Regions from separate parts of the Mus musculus genome. Here regions 1, 2 and 4 are each linked to region 3. Evidence: chromatin loops called from intact Hi-C (ENCODE). Cell type or tissue: left cerebral cortex. All regions are shown on one strand. Region 1 has its middle 25 kb from the start of 2310015A10Rik. Region 2 overlaps Actn1 (actinin, alpha 1). Region 3 holds the start of Mir1843a (microRNA 1843a). Region 4 overlaps Actn1 (actinin, alpha 1).

Region 1 (5,000 bases), 230 kb before region 3:
CTCCCTGTCCTGATAGAAAAGTTCTGGCGCTTGGTTTGGTTTGATTTGGTTTTGGTTTTCAAGACAGGATTTCTCTGTGTAGCCCTGGTTGTCCTGTCCTGGAACTCCAGGCTGACCTCAGGCTCACAGAGATCTGCCTTCCTCTGCCTCCTGAGTGCTGGGATCAAAGGTGGGCACCACCTGACATAAAACAAATCTTTAAAAAAGGAAGAAGAGAAATTGTGAGAGGGAAAAAAAATGCTCAGGCAAAGGAGTCTGGGAGGGCCTTATGGGCATAGGGTGGGGTATGAAGAGTCCTTGCTGACCCTAGAAAGAATGATGTCCTCCTGGCATTTGGGAGCAAGTCATCTTGCAGGCCAGCCTCCTCTTTGGACACTATGCAACTGGAGCGGCCTCTGATCCCAGACCCACTCATGGACACATGGCTCCAGAATTATTCACCCTCTGCTCCCAGAGTTGAGTTTGCATATGAAACTTCCAATCTAACAACTGCCAAAGACAGGAGAGAGAGAGAGAGAGAGAGAGAGAGGGAGAGAGAGAGAGAGAGAGAGAGAGAGAGAGAGAGAGAGAGAGAGAGAGAGAGGTGCAACATGTAAAAAAGAATTGCAAACACACCGTTGGTATTTCTGCTCATTCTCTTATGCACAGCTTTCCTCCCTGGGCAGCCTCGGGAGCTGACTCTCTCTCTCTCTCTCTCTCTCTCTCTCTCTCTCTCTCTCTCTCTCTCACACACACACACACACACACACACACACACACACCTCATAGAAGCCTCACAGAGGCACAGGCCCTTCCCTAAGTCACAGGCCTTTGAAGCCCAGGTTCCTGAGCTGAGGGCCAGGGTTGGCAGGACCCAGTCACAGAGCCAATCCCTTCCCACACGGCTGAGACGGCTTAATCTTTGCTCCTCAAAGCTTGGGTCTGTCTTCCTCCAGTCCCTAAAGGACCAGACAGAGGCCTCAGAGGCCTTGAGCCTGGGAAACCATTAGGCCTGTGGCCACTGCCCAGGGGACTTCCTACCCTTGTCTTTGTGCCTTGCTCAGCTGAAAGTTCCCCAAATGTGGAATGACAGGACCATGAAGTGGCTGGCCTCCCTGTTGCCAACCTTCCCCAAAGTTGGCATGCTGCTGCCCTGACTTCTGAGGCCCTGAGAGAACCTGGGCTTACATTCATGGACTCCTTTCTCTGTGGAGAAGGCATCCTGTGAGCTCCCCACAGAGCAGACCCATGGTCACCAGGACTTAGCTCACAAACAGCCAGCCAGAGCTCTTCCCTGCTCCCTGGATGGTTCCTAGGAATCAGCTGCCCCAGGAGCTGATGCTAGCCCTGCAGCTCCACACCCCCCCACTCCCTCCCACTGCAGCCTATTCATGGCAGATGGGGCATTTGAGCCCAACAGACATGCTGTGCCGGACCATTAAGACCTTTGCCAGCAGCACAAAGGTGCCCCACATCACCAAGGTGCTAAATTCACATGAGGAGAACCATGTAATCACATGATCGAATGGCAGCAAGAAGCAGGCTCAGGACCCCTGATAAGAAGAAAAGAGGAGGGGGAAGGCATGTCAAGGAAGGGGGAGGGCGAGGAGGAGGCCACTGGAGAAATGACTCAGTGGATAAGAGCACTGGCTTTCCTTCCAGTGGACCCAGATTAGATCCCCAGCACCCACATGGTGGCTCGTAGCAGTCTGTAACTCCAGGTTCAGGAGCTCCAACCCTCTATTCTGGTCTTCTCAGAGGCACCGTATGCACACAGTGCACTTTATATATACATGCAGGCAAAACAAACATAAAGTTAAAAAAAAAATTCAGACAGGGTTACTGCTCTGTGTAGATCTGGTTGTCCTGGAATTCACTCTGTAAATGAGGCTGGCCTCAAACTTGGAGATCCGCTTGCCTCTGCCTTCCAAGTAAGTGCTGGGATTAAAGCCATGTGCCACCTCCATCTGGCAAATACACATTTTTAAAAAGAATATATGAGTCGGAGCTGGACAGATGGCTCAGCGGTTAAAAGCACTGACTGCTTTTCTGAAGGTCCTGAGTTCAAATCCCAGCAACCACATGGTGGCTTACAACCATCTGTAATGGGATCTTCTGGAGTGTCTGAGGTCAGCTACAGTGTACTCGTATAATATGTATATATGAAGAGAGAGAGAGAGAGAGAGATGACTATTTGAAAGTTCTTGTTTATGTCCAGAAAAAAGTCCCTTTTAGTAATGCTGAGTTTTTAATCTATGTTGTCTCAAAGTGTAGATATAAACTCGTTTAGATTGGTTATTGCGCCAACCTAGAACATTCAAGGGACAAATCCGTAGTCTGCCCCTCTTAAACCCACCCTCAGAATCTCTGGGACAGAGCCTAGGACCCTGCTTGTTTAAAATCCTGTTTAAATCTGAAGTTTCAGAACCATTACTAAGATGAACACATTTTGCTTTTTGGATCAGTGAGACCCCAGATGTGAGAAGTCAAGGCCTTAGGTCCTCGTCTCTTAAAATAAGGGTAAGAAGCTGGGCATAGCAGCTGACACCTTTAACCTCAGCATTCTGGAGGCAGAAGAAGGTGGATCTCTACGAGTTTAAGGCCAGCCTGGTCTACATTGTAAGTTCCAGGACAGCCAGGGCCATATGGAGGCCCTGTCTCAAAAACACCAAACATAAAATAGGATAATAATGATAAGTGTAAAGTTAGAGCAAGTGTAAAACACTTGTCTTAGACCAACATAAAGTAAGTGCTTAACGCTTGGTAGCCATTCTTTTCCTACTAATGGGCCTAGGTGCTTCTGTCGCCACTCTGTGCTACGGCTGTACATAGTCACTCACAATCCTGGGACCTGTTCTAAGTCCTCCAAATGGGTAGATTGGCTGCACTTTTCCATTCTATGAAAAGCTGTAATTTTACATCTGGCCACTAGAGGGCAGCATCTGCCTATCTTTTATTTTTAAATTGGTCATTTATTTTTATTCATTCATTCGTTTGCTTGGTTGGTTGTTTATTTAAACGGGGGTTTCTTTATGTAGCTCTAGCTAACCTAGAATCCCCCAGGTGGCTCAGGCTGACCTTGAACTTAAGAGCGAGCGCTAGACCTGCCTCTGACTTCCTAGTGCTGGGATTCTCTTTTATTTTTAAGTTATCTTTCTTATCTTAAAAAACACTTCTAAAACAGCATTTTCTTCCCCAGTTGTGTGGAAGGCAAGCTGGCTGAGAATTACATAGGCTTCTCACTTTGCCGCAGCATTCCGCTGATGTGCACCCTCCTTCAAGAAGTCCTTTATGACTACTGTAACTTAAGATAAAGCCTACAAGTCCACACACAGCTTATTAAAATACAGTTTATATAATACCCTAAAATACTTTTCTTTAAAACCCAGTTTTCCCAATGCCTCGAATTATAAAGTAACAATTTTGTTCCTAAGCCTAGGGTCTCCCACACATGCCCAGTGACAGTTTACTGGTCATTGCAGTGCCACACAACTGCACACCAAAATACCCCCCCACTTTCTGTCTGCACAGGCTACCATTCTCCACCCTTCCAGCTGGGGTATGTGTGGAAAAATATACAGGAAGCCTCGGGGGAGGTGGGGTGGTAGCTCCTTCTAGACTCTCAGGGTTCCCACCTCAACCAGGCTCCAGGAATGGCTTCCCACCCTGCAGAATCAAACCATTCTAGCACTTGGAAGGACTGGGTTCCCATCTCAGGAGCTAGACAGAGGTTCCCAGTGATAGCCACTCTCCAAGCAGAACCTGGAGAATGGTCAATATGTCCATTTGGGCATCCACCACTACATGAGGTCTATGTGGGAGGTTAAGAGGCAGACATGGAAAGAGAATGAGGGACAGACAGGTAGCCAGCCAGTGGTGGATAATGGTGAGCTATGAGCTACCACAGTAGACAGCTGGACTGGACTATGAATAGGGACACAGTGAGAAACCAACCAATCCCTGATGTAAGCACGTGGAGGCACTCATACCCCATCCCTGAAGGAGCCTGCTGGTCCTCAGACTGGGTGTCTTCTGTGCTCCCCTATGGGCCTGTACGAAGGTACAGGCGTTGTGGTAGCAGCTGGAGGCTCCCTATAGCTGTCCACCCAGTCCCAGCTCCCCTTTCCTCCAGCCACAGCCTCTGGCCCAGGACAGAAATCCCTTCATCCCCCGTCACTGTGGGTATCTGTGGTACATGCTGGCCTTTGAACATCTTTTGGCTGCTTGCAGAGCCCTAAGATGTTGCCGTGAATCCACGTGGCTGGGATGGGGCTGCACACCCCACTGTAAGATGTGCACAGGACCTAAGTGAGGCCAAGCCTACAAGCAAATCCTATGCTCTGTTTGGGGTTGCCTTATTGCATGCCCACAGTGGATATCACTCCCCTCACCCCCATGTGTTTCTTTACTAGCCATGGAAAGTTGGGGAAGCTAGAGTTAGCAGCTGCCATCTTGCCACCTTGGGGAGAGAGGTATTTGAGAATGGGGTCAAACCAGAGAGAATGAAACCCTGCTCTGTTGCTTGACTCCTGCCTGAGCATTATGGGAAACCAGCATTACCCTGATACATCAGTTATTTAAGCCAGTAAACGGTCCTGGCTTCACCAGCTTTGGTTAGGATTCTAACCGGTGATTATAGAGTGTCACAGCTGTCACTGGGTTGGGCCATTGATGAACTATTTTATCATCTGGTCCTGATCTTCTATGAAACCCAAAGACTCCTGCTGGCTCTCTTCTATCCTCTCACTTGCTTTGGCTTCAAACTTTGCTATTGTGTAGCGTGCATTGAGCTTTCCAGGAGATGGGGTTAGCTCTGCCATAGCCTACCTACTGGTAGGTTAGAAACACACTCCAGGTCCCCACTTGTCAACAGAAAGGTCCGGGCTGGGCTGTCAGGCCTCTCCACGCAGCCATTTTCTTTCCCTTCGTGTTTGAATTTGGCCAAGCTAATGAAGTCTCTAACCAACCCAGTGTTTCTCAACCTGTGGGTTAAAGGACCCTCTTACAGGGGTTGCCTAAGA
Region 2 (5,000 bases), 220 kb before region 3:
ACCAGCCACCAAGTAAAGGCTCTTGCCACCAAGCCTGTTAATCTGAGTTTGATCCCTGGAACCCACGTGCTGGAGGAAAGAGCCAACTCCAAGTTATCCTGTGACCTCCTGATTTGCTGCGGTATACACACGACCCCTGTCCTCCAGTAAACAAATGCTTAAAAAAAAATTTTTTTAAAGCCCTGCTAAGGACATAGACTACCCACACCTTTAGAAACTGGAGCATCAGAATGCTTGTATCCTGGGTCTGAAAAACTTTCAGTTAAAAGACTTTCTTCCCCCAAAGCCTACATTTATCTTAAGATAATTTGCATAAAAATAGCTAAAAACAAATATCTCTGCCCTCTCAAGGTTTTGAAACCAGGACCACCCTACTACTAGTGCTTTCTCCACAGACATAGATTATCTTCCACGATTCCTACTTTTTTAAGGGTAAATGCATAAGTTTCCCAAGGTAAGAGCCAATCCCTCACCTAGGATATCCTCAGTGGCCCAGAGGCCAGACCAGACTGAGAGCTCAAGAATGTCCCCTGAACCAATCCCTACAAGGTTTCACCATAGACTTCTCTAGCTTAGCCCAGAAAGTTCAGATGGCTTTAGTCCCCCTAAATGCAGTTAATACTAAGGATTATCCTATTTAAAGAAAAAAATCTTAAATGTATTTCTTTAGTGTGTGCGAGCATGTGTGTGCACATCCACGTGTCAGATGACCACTTTTGAGAGCTGGTTCTCTTTACCATGTGGGTCTCAGGGATCAAACTTGGGCCTTCAGGCTTGGCGGTAGGGGCCTACCCATTGACCTACTTTCAAGTGATTCTCCCTTCTGAACAGAATCTTTAGATTGGCCACAGCCAACACTCATGCTCCATACCCATTTACCATCACTTTATAACAGCACCACTTAATGAATGGGAACCTGGCAAAGAGCCAGCCCACCATTTTCAGGAGGCACAGCCAGGGATTTTAAAACCGCCCCCAGGCAGAACTCCCCAACTCGACATATCTCTACTTGCAAAGTTATTTTAACCATGATCGCTCTTGCTCTGCTCTGTAGTCTTGGAAATTCTAACAACAGGCTCCCACCACCACCATATATTCTTAGACAACAAATGATAAATTGGAGCTTATCATCATATATGTTTGGATATGGGGGGAATGCTGGCAATCTGCATTGTCATTGAGTCCCTGCAATGACCAACAGCTACTATCTGTGGCACATTTTGGGGTCTCAAGGGATTGAATTCAGGGCCTGGCATAGGCTGGTTGTACACCCTGCCACCAAGCCCCAGTACTCTATGGAACACTTAGAGTAGGAAAGAGGACTACAACCCTGACACAATCCAAGCTGTCCCCTGCAGCAAAAACAAAATGGTCGGGGTCACAGAGAAGTCACAGACAGCCACAGAGAACCAAGAAAGCTGGGGGTTTTCGTCAGGGGCTCTTTCATGCGCTTGTTAGCTTTCCCCTGTACATAGAGGAGGCCATCTTCTCCTCTTAAAGAAGTGAGAATGTACCAAACCAGGCTCAGAAATCTAGAGGTGGGTGAGGACAGGTACCCCACACCATTCTTGACACAACCCACCCCCACTTCTGGAAGTCAGCCAAAGGAACAAGCAAAGTAATGTCACGGGAGTGTTGTTTTAATACAGTCTGTGCCAAGCAACATCATAATCTCCAAGTTTGTCCTATCTTTAATAGGCAATATTCAAAATTAAAAAACATAACAACTCTGCAGTCATAAAACAGGCCAGCCACACTTTTGAAGAGACTGAAAAATGAGAAGCCATGAATTATCTTCTTTGAAAAGCAGCCATTTCAAAAGGTTTTCTTTAATATCATAAAATATTCTCATGGACAAGTGAGCTAGCAAACACACATGCACCAATGTGCCTCTGATGAGAGTACCCACCTACCCCACCCCCAAGTGGGCATGAAATTAGAGAAATGAATACAGCAGACAGAACAGGTAGGAGGAAAAAACTTCAGTAAAAAGAATGGAATATAACTTTGTGCTTGGTTATTTTCCTATGTCACAACAAAAACATTTCGGTGCAAATAGTTAATTTTTCCTCTTTTCCATTTAAGACTGGTGGAGAAAAAAATACTTTTTTTTTTATAATAAAATATGTAGTTTTTTGTTTGTTTTTTTTTTTCTTTTTAAAATTTTTTTTTAACGTAACTTTTTTTTTATCCTTTTTTGCAGAAAATAATTTTGTAAACTGTCACTTTGTGGGCAGGGAGGCTTGATGCCGCCTGGGTCGGAGCTCTGCCCCCTTGGTGGCTGAGCTGAAAATAATGAACCCAGCCAGCCAGACTGGGCGGAGGAGGAGGAGGAGCAGGGTGGGGCGCACGCGCAGAAGGCCGGGGGTGGGGGGGTGGTGGAGGGAGGCAGGGGCGGGTTAGAGGTCGCTCTCGCCATACAGTGCCGTGGAGAAGGACATGTAGTCTAAAGCACCGGGCACGGAGTCGGGGCCCGCGTAGGGGGCCATTCTTGCGATGCAGTACTCGGCTTGGTCAGGGGGCAGCTCACGGCGCAGCTCATCCTCTGTGATGTAATTCTGCGGAGAAAGCATGGTCAGGGTCGGAAACCTCGGCAGCGGCCGGAAAGCAACGCGGCGTTGCCGCAACTATTAGGTCGTAAACTTGCCGGGAATGTTAAGTACCCGTGTTCTAATTTCCTCGCTCTACTTGATCTGTAGAATACGTGCGTGCATACATATAACAGAGACATCCGTGTGTATGTACATATATATATTTAAGTGCATATTATATATTTACAAGTAATATATCACTTGTATATGGTATTTTAAACACGTCACGTTTTCCATTTTAGTATCTACTTCAACTTCCTTCCAAACCTATTTCACTCGGACTTTTTCATTCATCCTACCGATTTACAGTAACCACCCACTGTCTCAGCGTCAGCACATCCTACCTTATCTCCAGCCAGGATCTTGAAGGAAGCCATGACCTGATCTGCAGTATCAGTATCTGCCGTCTCTCGGGACATAAAGTCGATGAAGGCCTGGAACGTCACTACCCCCAAGCGGTTGGGGTCTACAATGCTCATGATTCGGGCAAACTCTGCCTCTCCCTGGAGGAGACAACCAACCCACACCTGTCACCCTAACGGCCTACTGGGGCATCTCAAGTGTACCTCCAGCTCCAAGTTGCCTATGGTTGGAACAGGAGGCACAACAGACATCTGATCTGGCTTGGGTTGCCCCAGGGTGAGAAAGTGACCCAAACGTTGTGAGTCTCAGGACTTCCCACCCCCTGCAGAGCTCTGGGTTTCACTTACAGAAAATGATGGGTAGTATTAATTATAATGACGATAACTTCAACAATGGCTAACTAACACTCATACAGCATGTATTATATAGGCCAGCTAATATTCTAAATTCATCTTATCATCACAACTGAATAAAATCATAGTATTCCCATTGTATGGGAAATCTGAGGCCCAGACAGGGTAAGTGACTTACCCAAGGTCACATGGCTAGGAGGTAGGGAGCTAGGATTAGGACGCAGGCAGTCTAGCTCCAACATATGCTGTTTCCTTAACATGACAAGTGTGCCAGACAAGTACGCAGTCCTTGTGATCACTTTATTTAACTCTTACAACCACGTTGTGAGGTTTCCTCACTACATCTGAGACCACAAGCTTTGATAGCAATGTGGAATTTACGGAGTATACTTCTAGTCTAGCCTTTAACCCTGCTGGGCATCCCATGGGCTCTGTACTTGGTTCAGTGGACACCTGTCTATCCAGCTAAGGTCCTATCCAGCTCAGCTGGATGCAGAGGGGACAAAACAAGGTTAGCGAGAGGCCTGGGTCAAGACCGAGTGGTGGCAGGTCTGGATGGAGCTACTACCAGGGCAGAAGTATAAACCACCATTGTCATGTAAGACAAAGTAGAATTATCATTCTATAAACCTTGGGGTTGGCCGTCCACAGCTGGTGTTCACTGTGGGAGTGAAAAAGCCCTTTCTCCACAGAAAGTACCATAAGATAAACTGGTTCAGAGACCATGATGAGGAGGCTAAGCCTCCCAGCCACACCCTGGCCCCATGGGTGGTCTGGTTTTCAGGTGCCATCTTCCCCAAGGATGGCCATAAGGGACTCCCCCGAGGAGGGCAGTTCTAACCTAAGAGCCTTTGTCCACCATTACTAAGACTTAGCTTCTCCAGTCAGGTGGCTGCCTCCCGGCCAAGGCAACTTTAGAAAGCCTGGCAGGCGGAGGAGGGGGTTTACGTTACCATGTTGTAACCCATGGAGATAAGGCAGGCGCGGAAATCGTCTGTGTCCATCATGCCCGTCTTCTTCTGTAGGGCAGTGGCGCCAAGACACAGGAGGGACAGACAGGTGGGAGGAGGAGGGGCCAGCCAGAGGCCAGGAAGACAGTGGAAAGGAATGACCCAGTTTATGGTACGAAGAATAGGAGTAGCCGAAGAATGTAGGAGGAACATGTTGAAGGAGGTCAGAGCAAAGAAATGCAGAAGTCCAGTCCACAGATGAGATGTGGCGAGGGAGAGGAGGCGGACACCCAAGCAGGTTCCCAGGAAAGATAGCCGAAGGCAGAGGTCAGAAGTCAGAGGAACCGGACAGTGGGCAGGCAGGGAGAGCAGAAGAGGATGAGCCCCGTGGCCCACAGGAAGGGGGACAGGGAGAGTCAGACAGAGAGAGAAGAAAAAAAGGAGAAATGCGTTATTTCTCGCCCCGGAGGCCACCCTTGAGCGTGCTCCATGCAGGAGGCGAGTACCTGGGGGTCGTTGCCAATATCATAACCCAAGCTGATGAGGCAGGCTTTGAACTCTTCGGGACCCAACGTGCCGGAGTGATCCTGGGGCCGTGGTGCGCCAGGCAGCGAGCCATGCGGTGCCAGGGAAGAGGAGGCCGTGAGGGGGGTGGGGGAGGGTGGGCCATGCCCCGGGGTGGAAGGTGGTGTGTGTGGGGAGACACGGGGACAAAGGCATGCGGATGGATGGAGAGGGTGGAG
Region 3 (5,000 bases):
CTTTAATCCCAGTACTCAGGGTTGACTGAAGCAGGGGGATTACTAAGAAGTTGAGGCCAGCTTGGTGAACAAGATGAAATTTTGTCTAAAAACAAAAGATATCCTTACGCCTCCTTACCACAAGCTTTGTGAAAGAGATCATGTGTGAATCTGTTCCACATAACTTCAGCCCTGACCTTAGGGTAAAAGCTAAAGCTAAGGAAAGGCTAGTCAGTGGATAATGGGGGGGAGGGGGCGGGTGGAGGTTGAGATGGAAGTTGCTACTAGCACCAGGGATGGTACAGGAGCAGGGAGGAAGATCTGAAGTTCGGAAGGTGGAGGAGATCTGAAGGAGGTGCACACACAGCCCTAGGTGACAAGACCACAGAACAGGGGAAAAAGCAAAAGGGGAAGGGGCTGGAAGATTCCAAGCAGGAAAGGATCAGAAAACAATATTCGCAATTGGATAGCTTCTGAGAACTTTTAGGGGAAAACCCCTGAAATGAAAGAAGACCAAGAGGTCACAGAGTATGGCGAGTGAGACAGGATGATGCAGGAGGAGATGTGCTTCATACAGGAGCCACTCGCCAAGAATGAGTCGCTCTGGCTGACAGTGTGATTGCCATGGTTTCCAGATTCTTTTTATATCTTTGTAATAAATGCATTTTATGCAGCTTCCCAGTACACCCACATTTATGACACAAATCACCATTACATGCAATGCAACACTTTGTATTTTACTTATTTTTATATTTAACAAATTCTGTATGACCATCCCGAATGATTTCATGCTGTACTAGATTATCAAAAGAATTTGCAACTAAACTTCCTTGCTTCCATCCTTTTGTTTTAATTTTTAAATTTTTATTAATTTTATAGTTATGAGTGTTTGCCTGCTCGTATGTCTGTGTGCATGTGTGCAATGTCAGAGGTGGCCTGAGGTAGGAGGCAGGTCCCTTGGGACTGACTTACAAATGGTTGGTTTGTAAGTCACCATGTGTGTGCTGGGAACAGAAGCCAGTAATAAACAGTGGTTTGAATATATTATCTAAAAGATCAAGATAGCAGTCTATAAAAGTCTTGACTTAGAGTATAAAAATAAAAATTTTAAAAATCCTAAACTAGGTGAGGTGCCATGCCTTTAATCCCAGCACTGGAAAGGCAGAGGAAGGCAGATTTATACTAGTTTAAAGCCATCTGGGACTACATAGTAAGTTCTAGGGCAGTCAAGGTTACAGATTGAGACTCTGTCTTTTTTTTTTTTAAAGATTTATTTATTTGTTTTATTTATATGAGTACACTGCAGATGTCTTCAGACACACACTAGAAGAGTGCATCGCATCCCATTTCAGATGGCTGTGAGCCACCATGTGGTTGCTGGGAATTGAACTCAGGACTTCCAGAAAGAGCAGTCAGTGTTCCTAACCGCTGAGCCATCTCTCTAGCCCGAAGACCTTGTCTGTCTGTCTGTCTGTCTGTCTGTCTTTTATTTATCTATTTATATTCACTTTACATCTTGCTCACTGCCCCCCCCCAAGTCACCCCTTCCTACAATCCTTCCCCATCCCCTCTTCCCCTTCTCTTGAGAAGGTGCAGGCCCCCTTGCCCCCCCCCCCGCGCCGTATCCCCTCACCCTGCACATCAAGGTGAGACCCTGTCTTTAAAAGTTTCACACAGCTCCTGACATTTGCCTGTCCAGTAAGTTCAAAGCTATCTTTAAGGGAGAGGCTTCAGGGAAGCACTGTGGTGAAGGCCTAAAATACTAACACTCAAAAATTAAGCAGGAAGATCACAAGTTCAAGGCCAGCCTGAGCTACATACAGTTCAATTACAGTGAATAAAAAAATAAAATCTGTCTCAAATAAAACCAAACCAAACACCCCCTGCCCCAAATCCACAAAGAGCAGGGAAGGGACTGGAGAGATGCCCGGTACTGAGGAGTATATGTAGCTCTGAGGGCCTGGGTTCAGTTTCCAATACCCACAAGGTGGCTAACAAATACCACAAACGAGGATAGGTAACTCTAGTTCCAGAGGATCTGATGTCCTCTTCTGGCCTCCACCAGAGCTAGCACCAGCCATGCACGTGGTACTTGCAGGCAAAGCACACACATAAAATAAGTCTTTAAAAAGACAGATACTATAGAGACGGCTAAGGGAGCAAAGTACTGCTGGGTAAGCCTGACCGTCTGAGCTGGATCCCTGGAGTCCACAGAGGCAGCGGACAAGAAACCTACTTCACAGTGCTGTCCTCTGACCATAGGTCTGTGAGCTTAAAAGAAAATCCAACCTCTCTCGGCAACCACAGACACCTTCCACTATTGGAGAAAAGCCAAGTTGCTAAAATTGCGTATAGAATATTTACTTAAAGGCAGTAGCTCATACATAGGTCTCACTCTAGACCTGTGGTTCTTACCTGTGGGTTGTGAACGCTTTAGTAAACCTCCATCTCCACAAACATTTACATTACGATTCATAACAGTAGCAAAATTATAATTGTGAAGTAGCAATGAAAATAATATCACGGTTGAGGTCACCACAACATGAGTAACTGGATTAAAGGGTCACAGCATTAGGAAGGTCGAGAACCACTGCTCTAGACCAACAGTTCAATCTCTGGGCACAAATTTCATTAGAGCACTTAAACCAAGCAACCTGATGCTTGATAATCATGAAGTCTAAAGGACATGTGAGCCTGGAGTCCTCCACCAATGAGCAAAACTGATTTCACAGTGCCACCTTGTGCCTTAAAGCTAGAAAGCAACTTTACTAGAATACCTGGCCTTGTCTCTTACATGAAAAGCCCAACAGGAATGTGTGTACCTCCCACTAAGGTCCCTGTTATTACACTTCGAACGTATGGACTGCTTGGCTGGAGAGGCTGAGACAAGAAGATTAGACTACATAGTCTTAATCCCACCCAAATCCTAAAAAGAACACTGAAAACAAACTATTTACATTTGACTATAGTTCTAAGCATTCACTCAACATTTACTAAGTTCCCATAATATCCCAGGTTCTATGCTACACACTAGAGATTAAAGATGCAAACAACATGGTCCTTTAAGATTCAGAAAAAAATCAAGAACTACAGAACAGATTAGCATGCCTCTTTCTGGGTAGTGACCCTTGCACCTGGGAAAGGACAGCAACTGGTTTCCCTGAGGACAAAACAGAGTCACTTAGTAAAATCCCCTCAGAGTAAGAGGAAATTTGACTCACTAGATACATATTTTGTGGCAACGCCATGGTAGGTGCTAAGAACACAAGGGGCAAGCTTTTAAAGATCTGCCAGGGAGGTCTAGTGAGGGAGTTTCCTCGGGTAGCTAGGAATTGAGCAGATGAACAACAAGGAGAGCGGTGTACACTAGGACAACTGTAGTTCTAGTACTTGGGAGGCTGGGGCACCATGAGTTCCAGGCCAGTCTGTGTTACAAAACAAGGCCCTGTAACAAAAATCAGAAAAAGGGGGATGGAGAGATGGGTCAGAACTTAAGAGCCACAGGCTGCTTTTATGGAGGACCTAAATTTGATTTCCAACATCCACATGATGGCTCATAACACCAGTAAATCTAGTTCCAGGAGATCCAATGACCTCTTCTGGTCTCTACAGGCACTAGGCACACACATGATGCAGATGCAAACGAATACGCATACGTATACAACAAAAGTTTTAATAAATCAAAAGAAAAGAGGACAAATCCTTGTGTTGTATCTAGAAGAAGAGAGACTGCACAGAAGGACAGGCTGCTTAAGCAGTTCTTCTTTTATTTTTCAATCTAGTGAAATAGGTTATTGATTAAAAATTATTTAAATTTTTATAGCATCATACACAATATATGTTCTGGGTATATAAATATGAACAAAGATAACCCCAACGAGCTATAAGACAACAGCAAAAATTGTTTAAGAATCTGCTGCTCTAAATACAAAATTCCAAGTAAAGAGGCAGTGTGGACAGCAACTATGGGAAGGAGGTGACAGCTATGACGGAGAGGCTGCTGGAACTTGAGGTGCCAGGCACGATTAGAGCAAGGAAACCTATGCGGGGCTCCAGGATTTCACCCAGAAAAACTGTAGGAGTGAGGACGGCATTAAGAAAAGCAATGGAGAATAGAACAGAGCGCTGGGGAGAAAGCAGGCGTTTAACAAATGTGCCAGTAGGTAGGAAAGAGGAGAAGGGGAAGAGACCGGCTAGCTAAGTGTGGGGGCCACTCTTGTAGTGAGCACTTGGGAAGATGGCACAGGAGGACGGCCAGATATTGAGGCTACCTTGGGCTCCACAGTGATATTTGTCTCAAAATACAAAGAAGAGAAGGGAAGACAGAAGGACTAGGGAAGAGAGGGAAGGAAAAGGAAGAGGAGCTGACTAGCTAGCCCCTAAGTAGAGCTATTCGATGAGGAGGTCTGCTCTTTGCTGTTTTTTTTCTACTGTTCCATCTAAGCTCCTGGGTCCTCCTAATCCTGATCTCTCTTTGTCCCTTCATCAGCTCTCTACACAGTTAATGAGGCTGTTGTGAGCACTGGACTCACAGGGAATAAGGTAAATACTCAATGAAGTAATAGTCTTCCACTTATTTTCCTAACAGAGTAGTAACTTCAGTTTATTTCCTTTTTGTAAGATAGTACATTTAATCAGCAGAGATCCTAAACAAACTAATAAGGAAATCAGTAAGTAGAGTGAGAGTCTAAGGTTGTATGGAGGTGAACGATCAGACTCAGCCAGCTATTCTAAGTCAGACAGAGACCTCCATATTCATGTAGGACCGCTGCCTTCTGCAAACAAAGGCATTTTCTCCTTTGTCTACATGGTTGGTTTTGCAGCTTCCAGTTTGAATTCCTTTTGGTCAAACTTATTGACCAAACTTATTGTCCCTTAGATAGGCTAGAGATATACCTCTTTCGCATGTCTATGTAGTGTGATACCCTGGAGTTGATCCTCAGCACCACACATTCAAACACAGCAGTTAACATGATACACTACTATGTATTAACTCTACATGTACCTAGTTGAATATGTTA
Region 4 (5,000 bases), 190 kb before region 3:
CAGCTCAAAAGCTTAAATAAAACTGAGGGGGCAACACAAGAAACCAAACCTGCAGTGCCTGCCAGGGACACAGGGACAAAAAATGTCTCTCTGGATAAGAGATGTTTTATATCATGAATTAATACAGTTACTGTATGACACCAGAAGTAAGGGAAAGGAGAAACCTTGCATACCATTGCTCAAACACGGCCACCTTAGTGCTGGTGGTAGCTTTATAGGTGGACTATATACGTGCAAAGGGACCCGGGATGTGCACGCTGGGTAACAGAAAAAGCATTTTCCTGCTTGCTTCTGGATGGGGCTCAGTGTAGCTGGTCCATAAGGCCAACAACTTTCAGGCTGGACACTGGGGTCCCAGAAGTGGTCCCGTTCTGTCTTCCCTCAGCTCGTCTCCACCCACTAGGGACCAGTCATTGAGCAAGAGAGGACAGCATGAGATCAAATGAGCACAAGTACCTTTCGAAGCTTTCCATAGTCAATCAACTCGGGCCGGTGTCGGTGGATCAAGGCACAGAAACCAAGACCATCTTTCCAACTGTCCAGGGAGAGAGTGGGGGAGGAACATGACTTCTGATGTTTATTATGCAACCCTTTGAAGTAGGATTTAGAAGACAGGGAAGGGAAGGGAGACTTTCTGCCTGCCACATTCCCAGGGATTAGGGTCAAGGTTTTCTGAGTGGTTGGCAAGTCGAGATGAACCCACCACACCCACCTACCCAACCCGTTCACTAAAGCCTTAGTCTGTTGATCTGGAACCCTGGGCTTCCTGATACAATCTTGGGGGTCTTGACAGTGTCACAAATATCAACAGAGGTGTGATGGGCAGCAGTCAGGTCCAAGACACCACAGGGAGGGATGGCAGATTCAAAGGGACATACCCTTCCCAAGAAGACGCCCCCTCCCCCCCACCAACTCTCTTCCAACCAAGGGTGGGGCAGGGGAGGCCTTGAGGAGACAGGCCAGCCTCCTCCTGGCTGCAGCACTCACCTGATGTGGAAGTTTTGGATGTTGACATTTTTATATGGGGCTGTCTTCCTCTGACACCACAGGAGTAACCCTTCTTTAGCTGAAGTCTCTGTGGAAAGAGGGTGGAGGAAGGAGGTCGGTGGGCTGACCCAGGGGAGGGAGGACACTGCTCATAAGAGGCCCTACAGGAACCTCAAGAGCTCAATTCCATTGTTACGAGGCAGGAGGAAGTCTAGGCCGCCATGTCTATTTGTTGGGCAAAGTTGGAAAAGTTATTTAAGAAACAAAAAAAAAAAAAAGCAAGCCACTCACACCATAGACTAAAACGTCCAGGCAGCAGCAGCTTTCTGAGGCTATCTGCCTAACTCCCTTCTATTCAAGAGATGACTGTAATATAAGGTAAGTCAGCAACTGGTGGCTGTCCCAAGGACAGCTGTAAGCGCCCGTGAAGCTTACATGACCAGAAGCCCCTTGACAGGGTGAGCGTGGAGAACCAGGAAGAAAGGATGCCTGTCCAGGCTCGGCTGAAACATGGCTTCTTCCTGTTACTGCACTGATCTGGCTCTGGTGCCCTGTCATTGTATGTGGATCGGGCAGGTATCTGAAAAGCCAGGCACCCAAGGGGATGGTGAACTACCAGCTCCAAGGCTTCAGGCTGCACTGCCCCCGTGTGTTCAGATCTGTGAACTGCAGGTGGTGGCCTTTACTACTAGTGGTGTTCCCGAGTGACCTCACATATTTAATTTATAAAATGGACTTTTAAAATAATGTTAAAGAATCAGCACAAATACCGGGCATGGTGGCGCACACCTTTAATCACAGCACTCGGGAGGCAGAGGCAGGCGGATTTCTGAGTTCGAGGCCAGCCTGGTCTACAGAGTGAGTTCCAGGACAGCCAGGGCTATACAGAGAAACCCTGTCTCAAAAAAAAAAAAAAAAAAAAAAAAAAAAAAAAAAAAAAGAATCAGCACAAAGGTTATAATGATTCAAGTACAAACAACCAATTATAAAATTGGCATGGGAGCCAGGTGTGTGCGGCACACCTTTAATCCTAGCACTCTAGAGGCAGAGGCAGAGGCAGGTAGATCTCTTGGGGTTCAAGGGGAGCCTGGTCTACACAGCAGCTTCCAGGCTAACCAGAGGTACATGGTGAGATCTACTTATGAGTTGGCATGGGGCTAGAGAAGTGGCTCAGTGCCCTTGCAGGGAACCTGAGTTGGGTTCTTAGCACCCATGTTAGAATAGCTCACAATTGCCTATAACACCAGCTCCAGGAGCCAATGCGTCTGGCCCTCTGAGGGCACCAGCACCCACCTGTATAACCACACACAGATGCATATGCATATACATATACATATAAAATAAATCTTTATGGGACTGAAGAGATGGCTCGGTGGTTAAGAGTGCTTGTTGCTCTTACAGGATTCATGTTCGGTTGCCAGCACTCACATCTGGGAAGCTGAAAACTGTAATCCCAGTGTCAGGAGATCCAATGCCCACTTCTGGATGCTGGGGCACAAGGCACACACACAATATGCAGGCACACATTCAGGTAAAAACACCCATACACATAAAAAATTAAATCTGTATATTTTAAAAGCATTTTATCTCAATCTCATCGTTTAAAAAGGTGTGGTTTTATTGTATGTATATATCATGTACATAGAAAAGTCTGAACAGTATGTGATATAAGCAGAATATCAGGCACAAAGCTTTTTTAAAAGGCTGAGTAAGGAATACAGAGAGATTGCTCTCTCATACCAGGGCAACCTGTGCACATCTGGAAGGTAGCCACCAGGGGGAGCAATGAACGCATCAGTGGGCATGGGGCTCCCCTCACTTTCCTAAGTTCTGTTTCTTATCCTTTGCCACTAAGGGCCCAAGTGAGGCTTTTAGACACTTAACCACAACAGCCTTGGCATTCTCAAAGCCAGAAATGCCGCTGGGCTGACATACTTTTGGGGGTTATTTGAAATCATATGAGGGAGTTCTGGATGGGCCTAGAGAGAGGAAGACAGGGTAGGGAAGGCAGGGGGAGAAGAGTTTGAGAAGGGACAGAACAAAGCAGAAACCCACCTTCCACGGAGATGTCCTGGATGGCAAAGCGGAGAATGATGGTCCAGATCATGCCCAGGGTCATCTTCACATTCCCATCCACAATTTCTACAGAAAACAGTGGCAGGACACGTTAGGTGGATCGCAGCAAGCCAGACAGTGCCATGTCACGCCACTTAGACGTCAAACATCACAAACCGCCCATTTCCAGGAGGGAAAAAAAAATTACTGACATATTCATTCATGTGTTTATTTGCGCAAGGGATTAAACTCACACACATCACACCTAGCACACACAGATCTCACCGCTCCTAAGCCACACCCAGCTCCACACAGACACTTTGATTGGCCAGGAGAGGTTACTTGAGGTGTGAGGGAGGGACAGGTGATTCTCTTGAGACAGTGTATTCATCAGGAAGGATGCTGTACACCCGGAACCATGGTCACCCAGTCTGAGGATAGGAGGGGATGGATTTCTAAGCCCTCACGTAGGTGGGGAGGGGGAGGTCGATGAAATGGGGTCTGTGAACAATCACAGCTCTCAAAATAGCCACTCCCGCAGAGAGCTGGAGGGAAAAGAAAGCTACACACGTCCATTTTAAGAGGTGCCATTTACAACCCTCTGATTGGTCAACCTCAAGATGCCCTAAGTTTTAAAATAGATTTTTGTTTTAAAACGCACTCAAGATGACAGCTCAGACACCCTGCCATATTTAGTACTTGCACTTTTCAACAAATTCTATCACATTTTCCTTTCTTTCTTTTCTCTCTCTCTCCCTCCCTCCCTTCCTTTCTTTCCATTTTTTTTTTCTTGATTTCTAGGCTTGGTTTCAAGAATAAAAATATAAATCAAGACTAGAGAGATGGCTCAGGCGTTAAGAGCAGTGGCTGCTCTTCTAGAGGACCCAGTTTGGTTCCCAGCATCCACACAAGGCAGCTCACAACCATCTGCAATTCCAGTTCCAGGGGATCCAGCGCCCTCTTCTGGCCTCTGCAGGTAAGCACATGGTGCACAGACCTTCATATAGGCAAACACATATGAAATAAAAGTAAGGACAACTTAAAACAAATGAAAACTATAATTTAGCCTAAGCCACAGAGCTGTTTCAGTCTTGTGGGCTGAAAGGTGAGGCTCAGCTGAAGCTTCTTAATCCAAACCAGTTTGCAGAACAGGACAGTAAGCCGCAGGCCCATGGCAAGCTGCTCTCAGTGAAGAACAAAGTATCTGAGGGATGTCTTACTTATTCTCCTCCACAATACACTAGTGTGCTGGGCAAAGGAACACCAGTGTTCACTTGGGACACAAAGCATGTTGTAACTTGTTAACAGAGCCACAGATAGTGACGGGCCACAGGCTCATGTCAGAGTCCCAGACAGCTGTGGTGGGAGACAACTGTTTCCCCTTCAGGACAGTCAGCCCGAGCTCTGCAGGAACTACTACAGGGGAGGCATTAGATGAGTCTGTAAAGCTGGGGTGGGTGGGGGGGGGTCACGTACCCAGGCTGGCCTATTGCTCCTCCTGCTTCCACCTCCCAAAGGCTGGGATTACAGGTGTGTGTTACCAAGCCCCACCTCATAATGACCTTTGTAAAAGACAGCTTTCATCTACAACAGCTCATAGGTCTTGACCCCTTTAGGGGTCAGACTATTCTTTTACAGGGGTCATATATCAGCTATCCTGCATGCCAGATATTTACAATTCATAACAGTAGCAAAAAGCACAGCTATGAAGTGGCAACAAAAATAATTTTATGCCTGGGGGGGTGGTCACCACAACCAGAGGAACCCTATTAGAGGGTTGCAGCATTAGGAGGGTTGAGAACCATTGATCTACAACCTCCAGTACTTTGTCATCCGTACCGCTAAAAAGGTTTACATTGATATGCACAGAGTCTAAGCTCTCATCGGTAAACAGGCGAGAGAGACATGAATAAATACAGAACATGAAATCAGCTATCATGTCCCCAGACATTATTACA

The links. Hi-C counts contacts between places; a loop is a spot of excess contacts. Peaks named below come from ENCODE experiments on the same cell type or tissue, not always from the same donor. Only the 100,000 strongest peaks of a DNase experiment are listed, where the experiment ranks them.
Region 1: it touches region 3 in a loop (5-fold over the local background); 22 of 42 quality-filtered maps call a loop at or near these places.
Region 2: a loop joins it to region 3, with 3 times the contacts of the local background. A loop is called at or near these places in 25 of 42 quality-filtered maps.
Region 4: a loop joins it to region 3, with 5 times the contacts of the local background. A loop is called at or near these places in 28 of 42 quality-filtered maps.

Annotation. Positions count from the first base shown.
Region 1 is chr12:80,155,038-80,160,037 of GRCm38, forward strand. No RefSeq gene overlaps it. Among named protein-coding and RNA genes, the nearest start is that of 2310015A10Rik, 25 kb to the left of the region's middle. In left cerebral cortex, a CTCF peak has its summit at 2,899 (motif pointing right); a DNase peak (open chromatin) is centred at 2,905.
Region 2 is chr12:80,165,923-80,170,922 of GRCm38, forward strand. It overlaps Actn1 (actinin, alpha 1), which reads right to left. Exons shown (of 21, transcript NM_134156.3): 19 at 4,764-4,844; 20 at 2,936-3,094; 21 at 1,620-2,558. The coding sequence ends at 2,400. Among named protein-coding and RNA genes, the nearest start is that of 2310015A10Rik, 36 kb to the left of the region's middle. In left cerebral cortex, CTCF peaks have their summits at 2,268 and 2,515; DNase peaks (open chromatin) are centred at 962, 2,362, 2,552 and 2,928; H3K4me3 peaks cover 1,080 bases; H3K27ac peaks cover 1,109 bases.
Region 3 is chr12:80,386,942-80,391,941 of GRCm38, forward strand. The region is part of intron 5 of Dcaf5 (DDB1 and CUL4 associated factor 5); the gene reads right to left. It overlaps Mir1843a (microRNA 1843a), which reads right to left and starts at 4,736; the gene lies at 4,672-4,736. It also overlaps Scarna3b. In left cerebral cortex, a CTCF peak has its summit at 2,724 (motif pointing left); DNase peaks (open chromatin) are centred at 593, 957, 2,147, 2,724 and 1 more place; H3K27ac peaks cover 3,136 bases.
Region 4 is chr12:80,195,939-80,200,938 of GRCm38, forward strand. Actn1 (actinin, alpha 1) reads right to left here. Exons shown (of 21, transcript NM_134156.3): 4 at 3,043-3,129; 5 at 988-1,075; 6 at 457-535. Among named protein-coding and RNA genes, the nearest start is that of Actn1, 62 kb to the right of the region's middle. In left cerebral cortex, CTCF peaks have their summits at 1,643, 2,758 (motif pointing right) and 4,005 (motif pointing left); DNase peaks (open chromatin) are centred at 1,631 and 2,776.